3 separate regions of the Homo sapiens genome follow, and regions 1 and 3 are each linked to region 2. A link is a loop called in an ENCODE intact Hi-C map of the cell type or tissue named here. Cell type or tissue: Caco-2. All regions are shown on one strand.

Region 1 (2,500 bases), 54 kb before region 2:
AGATGTTTGGTCCTTATTGGGAGATGCTTCTCCCTCTTGATTGAGAAATTTCAGACATTTCTTCTTGCAGCCCGCTTTCATTTCTTGTTCCAATTTTAATCTCCCCCCTCCCCCCGACCTTCTCCCCACTCAAAGTAAAAATGTGTATGTTGTGTAAGGAAGGAGGGTAAGGAAGGAGTGTTGTGCAACAGTTCTTCATTCAACGCAGTACTGCTCTGCCAAAAATTCTATTTGTGGTATTTATCTTTTCAGCTGAGTGGCTGACACTGGGGTGTGTACAATGTTTAACAAGAGAGAAAGTTTTATGCCTTTAACCTTTACAAGAAAGAAGGAACCCCCAGGGGCAACTGGCCCATCCAGTTTCTACTGAAGTTCAGACCTCTTAGGGTTCCTTGGCTCTTTTCTGAAAGTCATTGTGGCCATCAGCTCAGGGCAGAGGGGCCAGTCTACTATATTTACAACTATCAGGCTGGGTGCGGTGGCTCACGCCTGTAATCCCAGCACTTTGGGAGACCGAGGCAGGCAGATCACCAGGTCAGGAGGTCGAGACCAACCTGGCTAACGCGGTGAAACCCCGTCTCTACTAAAAATACAAAAAATTAGCTGGGCGTGGTGGCAGACGCCTGTAGTCCCAGCTACTTGGGAGGCTGAGGCAGGAGAATGGCATGAACCCAGGAGGCGGAGCTTGCAGTGAGCCGAGATTGTGCCACTGCACTCCAGCCTGGGCAACGAGTGAGACTCTGTCTCAAAAACAAAAAACAAAAAACAAAACAAACAAAAAAACCAAAAAGAACTATCAGGGTCACCCTATCATCAAACATGAATGGGGTGGCAAGAATGCTGCATGGCTTCCTTACTTCTTTTTACAAATTAAGAAAAATGCCAAACCAAATCTTGACCAAACCAGCTTTCTTTAGCTATTCCCTTAAAGTCACCCCACGTCCTGGCCATGTCAATTAACATGTGCCTGTACTTTCATGTCTTCTTGCTTTTGCCCAAGCTGGGCCCTCTGCCTGGACTGCCCTCTGCTACTTGCTCTTCTCCACCAGGCTGACTCCTACACTGGCTGCTCCTTGTAATAGGCTCAGGCTGGCCTCTTCTCTGTGATCTTCCCCATATGTTCACCTTTTCCCTCGCAGCAGATGACTTTCTTCGATTCTTCCTCTATTGTCCTGAGTTCTCAGATTAGCATTAACCTGGGAGCTCACTGGGACAGAAATCCCACTGGACTTGTGTCTGTAATCCAGTCACTATGGTTGTGTAGAGATTGGAAGAATAAATAAATGAATTAGTGAATAAAATAACTGAGAGTAGGCTGAGAAGACCCACTAGAATAATTTTTTTTTTTAGTTTCTTAGAACACTTTAGAGAAAATTTTCTTGATAGATTTTCAATCTTCATAATAGGGTAATAAAAATTGCATTAAAAAGTTTATTGTTTAAACAGTCATGTCACAAGTAATGAATGTAATGAATGTTTATTGTAGATACTTTAGAATTTACAGATAAGTAAGGAGCAAAGTACAGTCTCCTGTAGTTTTGCACCTAGAGACAACCTACACTGAATGTTTTGACATATATGCTTACATTTCATCAAACAAATATGAACATATGCAATTTCAAATACTGTATAAACTATTTTATAACCCCCCTTAATCACCTATTATATCATGAAAATCTTTCCTGTCATTAAATGTTTTTGTTTTCATAGCTGCATGATATTCAACTAAAGACATAATTTATTTAATGATTTCCCTGGATATAGGGTTTTTAGATGGCTTCCAATTTTTTTCTTTTTGTTGTTATGAGTAATGCCATAAGGAGCATCTTTGCAGCTAATATTTGTGCAAATTTATGTTTTTCTTCTCCTTTTTTGGAGAAGAAATAAAATAGTGAGGTCAAAGGACATACATATAATTTTCACGACTTTTGACACAAGCGGCCTCCTTGCCATTAAGGAAACTATACCATTTACACTCCCATTGAAGTGACTCCTTGTCGACACCTGGCATTGCCATTATTTTTAATATTTGGCAATTATTAGATGAGTAGAAACTGGTATCTAATTTTAAGATGCAGTTCTTTAATGATTGATGACATTGAACATCCTGTTTGCTGTTTGATCATTTGCTTTTCTTCTTTTGTGAATTACCTATTAATTATCTTCGTTCATGTTCCAATTGGTGGGTTATTTTTTTTTCTAGTAGCAATGATAATACTAATACTGGGGCTCACTGTTTGCTAAATTCTGTCATCTTATGCTTATAGTAACTGTGTGAAAAAGTAGGAGGTCTTACTTCCTCCTGACACCATGTATGTGGTATCTTTTCCAACACCACTTCTACTCTCTGACACCACCTGGGAGTCTTGTAATTCTATTCAATTCTGACACTAACTACCTGAAGTTAGTGTCAGACTCTAAGGTTTAAGGGCTCAGTCCCATAAGACTGCCTCCATTTTAGATGGCAGTTGCAAGTACTGGGTCATCTGTACTTCTGACC
Region 2 (2,500 bases):
ACTTCTTGAATGGAGCCCTTTTCAGGATACATAAGAGGTCTTCTGAGCAATTTCCTAAAAATAAGGAGACGATGCATTAAAATGTCTTTTGCCGTTTTGGGATCTGGAAATACCTGATCTTTTTCTACAACACTTTGATGGAGACAATTACCGTTCTGTTTTCCATTTTCAGAATAAGGAGAAAAGCTCTTTATTTCTCATTTTGCCATCAGGTATTTTAGGATTTTAATTTTTTAAATTTATTTTTATTGATTGCTTCCACTTGGACTTTTATGGAAGACTGTGGAAATCAGGGAAGGAAACAAATATGACATCCATTCCTATAATGTGTCAGGGGCCATTTTTTGGCACTATACGTATTTCATCTCCTTAATCTTTGCAGCAACTCTGTGAGAGGGGTATTATTAAGCCCCTTTTACAGATGGGAAAAAAATCTGGGGGCCACGCAGGTGAAATACATTGTTTCGTGGTGCCTTGCCAGGCAGTGGTAGTGAGAATGATAATACTGATAGTAAATACTGTCAACTTATCTACCACACACCAGAAACTAGTCTGGGTACTTTTACAGCTGGGTAATATATCAGCTAATCTAGTTCTCAGACTAATCCTGCAGGGTTAACTTTGATGCCTAGAGGTGGTCAATACCATCGCCTAAGTTCAGACAAGTTTGTGTAAATGCTGGAATTGCCCATGGCTAATTCCAGAGGCCAGGTTTCCTGTTCTAGGCTATTTTGCTAGACAACGAAGATAAAAACATCTTGGTGTTCAATTTTAAGAGGACACAGGGTTAAAGAAATCTTAACAGAAGTCCTGCTATTTGGAGCTTCCTTGGCAGAGGCAAACATAATATTATGTTATTATGGTATTTAAGAAATAAAAATATTTTTCATATATTCACTAGTGATGGTGGCTTAGCTTTTTTTTATTACAGTAACTACTTAATATTTTGTATGCAAAGATTCAAGTTATACATTTCCTGCAATGACACTTGAATTCAACTTATTCAGAGCTAATCTCTTCTTTGATCCTTGGTTTCCCCATGTGTAAAACTGGACAATCTTTGACCTGACATGGACATCTTCTCAAAGATGTCACCAGAGATGACCATGTAGTCCATCCATCAGACGGTAGGCAGCCAACGGCCCATTCAATGGAGCAGCCACACCCTGGGATATTTGCTCACTGCATTGCCGAGTAGTACCTGCTGGGCTCACAACCTTTCCCATTGCAGTCTCTGCCCAGCCCTGAGAAAGTCCCTCCTGGCCATCCTCATAGCTTCATGGGGGCTTTGGAGTGGTTGAAAGTTAAATGAAGAGTTCCCTCTGCTGTCTGAACAAGCTCACTGCGAGAGGCACTCCGGGCAGAAGCAGGGGCAGTTTTCCTCCTTATCTGCTGCATCCACATAGAGCTTCTGGTCCAAAGCTCTCTTGGTGGTGAGAGCCAGTGGGTCAGCTGTCATCCCCTTGGTTTCATCCTCATGCATCCTCTGATCAGTGCTCTGGTCCTGCCTGTTGCAGCCCACAGCCCACACTCTTGGGGTTTGTAGTCAGAACCCCAACACTAATGGCTGCTTATGCTCCTAATGGACTGTGACTATGGTTAGAGAGTCCTCCTGGCGTAGCCTCCTACTCTAAGCTGCAGAACATCAAGCCAGGGAGACAGACCTGGCTGTCTGTTTGCATGGAAGCCCTTTCTGACTCCTTTCGCCTGCAGGATCAGGCCCAAGCTCCTCAGCATGGCTTTCATGGTCCCCATTGTTCTGACTCCTACTGAACTCTCTGGTCTCACCCCTCACCTTCCCTCCTCCCCTTTCCCTTTATGTTCCAATAGTAATAATAACGAGGAGGAACAGTGATAATAATATGAATGGTCATAACTAATACATGTTGAGTGATAGCCATTTTCCAGGTACTCTGCTAAGTATGCTACATGCATTATTTCATTTAATTCTCACAATAACACGATAAGAGAGGTACCATAATTAAGTCTATCTTGTACATAAGGAAATGGACCCTTTTAAAGGTTAACTGACTTGTTCACATTCACACAGGTAGTCAGGGGTGGAGTAGAGATCCAAACTCAGGCTGCCTGACCGCTGCCCGAATGGATTCCTGACTGCTGTCCGGGAGTTTGGGGCTTTGCAGTCCCCCTAAACATACCATTTAGGAATGTTGATTTATCATTACACCTTGGCACTTGCTGGGCTCTCTACCTGGACTGCCTCCTTCACCAGGCAAGTTTTTCCTTGTTTGAAACACAGCCTAGCAGTCAGCTCCTCCAGGATACTTCCTTTGCCTATTTGCCCATTCTATCAGACAGTGAACCCTCAGGGCAGAGACTCCTGTTTATAAACCCCCACTGCCCAGTCTAGCAGATGCTCTGTAAATATTTGTTGAATTGAATCACCTAGTTCATCTTTCTTGTTTCCCTCTGTGGATACAGAGTAAGTACTTAGGACAACAGTGAGGTGAATCAGGACGCTTGGCTTGCCTTTTGCCTG
Region 3 (2,500 bases), 100 kb before region 2:
CCCAAGTTCTCCTTGGTGCCCTGGTTTTCCCTCCTTGAATCCAGTCTTTTCCCATCTCCTCTGAGCCATTTCTTCTCCATCAGTCCCTCCAGATCCTCTCTCAGCCCTTCCTGACCCTGCTCTGTCCTGTGAAGCTGACTCCTGGCTCAGTTGCCCCTGGACCTTTGAGCTCTGGCTTCCTCCTGAGCCTGGTCAATGGGATTGGATTGGAGGCAGGGTGGGGGATGGGGGAGCAGTCAGCATTCCCTCCTTCCTTCTGTGCTCTTGCTGCTGTTTTGGCAGTGACTGCCTTTCTCCCCAGAGCCCTTAGGTCTTCCAGGCAGGCCCTCTCCTAGGCTTTAGTTCTCTCTGGGTTTCTCTAACACTTCTCCCTCCATGTGCCCTTCATGCCAAGGCATGGTTGCTGGTTTCCCACTGTTGCTAGTGCTGGATGTTCCAGCCCTTTCAGTTCCCTTCAATCCGTCTGCATCTCAGCAAAGAGGCCCTTCTTTAAATCCCTTCAAACTCTTTAAATATTCTTCTACAAATGCACTTTCTTGAGTGAGCCAGCTGTTTCTTTTCAGGACCCTGATTGCTACATGAGCCCAGCCTCACCCCCATTTCCCTCTCCTTTTCTTCTGACACACTAAGAAGTTACAGAGCCTGGGCAAACCAGAGCTGCAATCATCCCCACACATCTGCTCTCCAGGAAGATGAATTTAATGATAATGGAATGGATGGTGTCAGCCTTATTCATTTCTTGAGCATCTGCAATTGGATAGGCACAGTGATAGATTCAGGTAGGGGCAGTAGCAGTGAGTAAAAAAGACCCCGTGCCTTCCTTCACCGAGCTTCCCGTCTAGTGACAGTGCATGTCTCCATCTCACCTTCTGGCTGGGCAAGTCATGGATCCTCCCTGGTCTGTAACATTCTGCTTGCTGGTCTTCTAGATAGACAAAGGCAGTCCTCGCCTTCTGCTGACCAAGGGCTCTCAGACATCATCTTGATCGTGGGAACCTGTCATGCCTCTGGGCTTCCTTCAGACCCCAGTGCAGGTTTCTGGAGGCCACTCAGTGTCTCATTCAAGGACAACTATCTCCTTCTGGCTAAAGAGGGACAGAGTCCCAGAGCACCAACTGGGCGCTGCAGTTTGACTTCCAGCAGAAACTGGCCCCTTGGTGGTCAAAGGGTCAAAGTCTGACTTCCCATGACCTGCGGTTCTTCTTTAACATAAACAGCATTTCCGGTTTGTCTGCATATTTCTACATTTTATGAGCAATGGCATCTGGCCATGAACGCTGCTGCCTGAATCACAGTCTGTTTGTTGACCCTGATGGGGCAGCGAGAATTACAGATTTTCCATGGCTTACTTGTGGTGTCTATGCTTTGAAACTGGCCAGGATTGCTTAGAGGCTAGGTTTCCAGTTAAACCCATTGAAAACCCATTTTTTTCCCTTTGCAATTTAATACTTTGAACTGAAATGAAATCAGCCACCATAGATTATGAAGGGACATTTTTAAAAAGGATATTACTGGAAAGACTCATTCCTTAGGTTTTGAGGTACATCTTTGTTGTTCCCAGCCAAGAATTATGTTTTCTTCTTGACACCTATCGCTGCCCCTACCATTGTTCTCCCTAGACTTCATATTCTTTTTCTGACTAGGCTTCTCCCAGGCCTCAGCAAGACCTTAGAGATAGACAACCAGGCAGGAGGTTCTTTCTTAAGCTCTAAAAAGAGAAAAAGTTCTAAACCCAAGAAAAAGAGTGGGTAAAGAAATTATAGCATCCACATATAGGAATGTGTATCTATAGCATCATGTTGTTGTGAATTCATTAGCATATAAATAAAATCATAATATATTAGCAGACTCAGAATAATCTCGTCTCATTAAAAAATCCGTTTTATATCTGGCATATAATTCTGTACAGAATTATATATCCCAAACTGTTAACAGTGGTCAGCTATAAGAGTTATGGGTAATGATGACTTTCTTCCTCTCCTTATCTGTATTTTCTAACTTTTTTCAATGACCGTGTTAGTTATGTAATTTTAAGTTTTTTTCTTAAATAAAAAGAATCTTCCCAAATTACCAGTATACTATGATTATAATTATCTAAAAAATATGAGGCTGAAGGTTATCCCCACAGTAAAAGAAGGGACTGTTCATTCCCTAGAAATATTGAGAATAAACACCAAATTGAACCTCTCCACCCCTCCCACTCTACATTTCCTCTGCATGTAGAAACAAGAAATGTGATACATCAAGAAACTCTATCCTCTGTCCAGAGCTGAAATAGTTGCCACTCACTGCAGAGAGTCCACTGCTCCTCCCCAAGGTCAGAGTGCCATGTGGCTTACCTGGAACTGCACACAGGCCTCTCCCTGGGCCCGGAGCTGGCTGACAAGCAGGTATGTGGTGAGTCCTGCAAGGAAGGGGAGCAACACCAGGCAGCAGGTGAGAGCCCAGCGTGCGCTGCTGCTCCTGGCCTTGGGCCTGCAGCTGCCGTGCTCTGGCAGCA

The links. A loop is a pair of places that touch in the nucleus more often than their neighbours do. Peaks named below come from ENCODE experiments on the same cell type or tissue, not always from the same donor. Only the 100,000 strongest peaks of a DNase experiment are listed, where the experiment ranks them.
Region 1: it touches region 2 in a loop (4-fold over the local background); 8 of 110 quality-filtered maps call a loop at or near these places.
Region 3: it touches region 2 in a loop (8-fold over the local background); 10 of 110 quality-filtered maps call a loop at or near these places.

The regions. Positions count from the first base shown.
Region 1 is chr9:114,852,165-114,854,664 of GRCh38, forward strand. No RefSeq gene overlaps it. Among named protein-coding and RNA genes, the nearest start is that of TNFSF15, 47 kb to the left of the region's middle. In Caco-2, no CTCF peak of the experiment used is centred here; DNase peaks (open chromatin) are centred at 337 and 1,107.
Region 2 is chr9:114,905,846-114,908,345 of GRCh38, forward strand. TNFSF8 (TNF superfamily member 8) reads right to left here. Exons shown (of 4, transcript NM_001244.4): 3 at 1-54. Among named protein-coding and RNA genes, the nearest start is that of TNFSF8, 23 kb to the right of the region's middle. RefSeq lists enhancers at 1,501-2,123, 2,124-2,500. In Caco-2, a CTCF peak has its summit at 1,317 (motif pointing left); a DNase peak (open chromatin) is centred at 1,266.
Region 3 is chr9:114,803,464-114,805,963 of GRCh38, forward strand. TNFSF15 (TNF superfamily member 15) reads right to left here. Exons shown (of 4, transcript NM_005118.4): 1 at 2,340-2,500. Among named protein-coding and RNA genes, the nearest start is that of TNFSF15, 1.3 kb to the right of the region's middle. In Caco-2, no CTCF peak of the experiment used is centred here; DNase peaks (open chromatin) are centred at 1,198 and 2,358.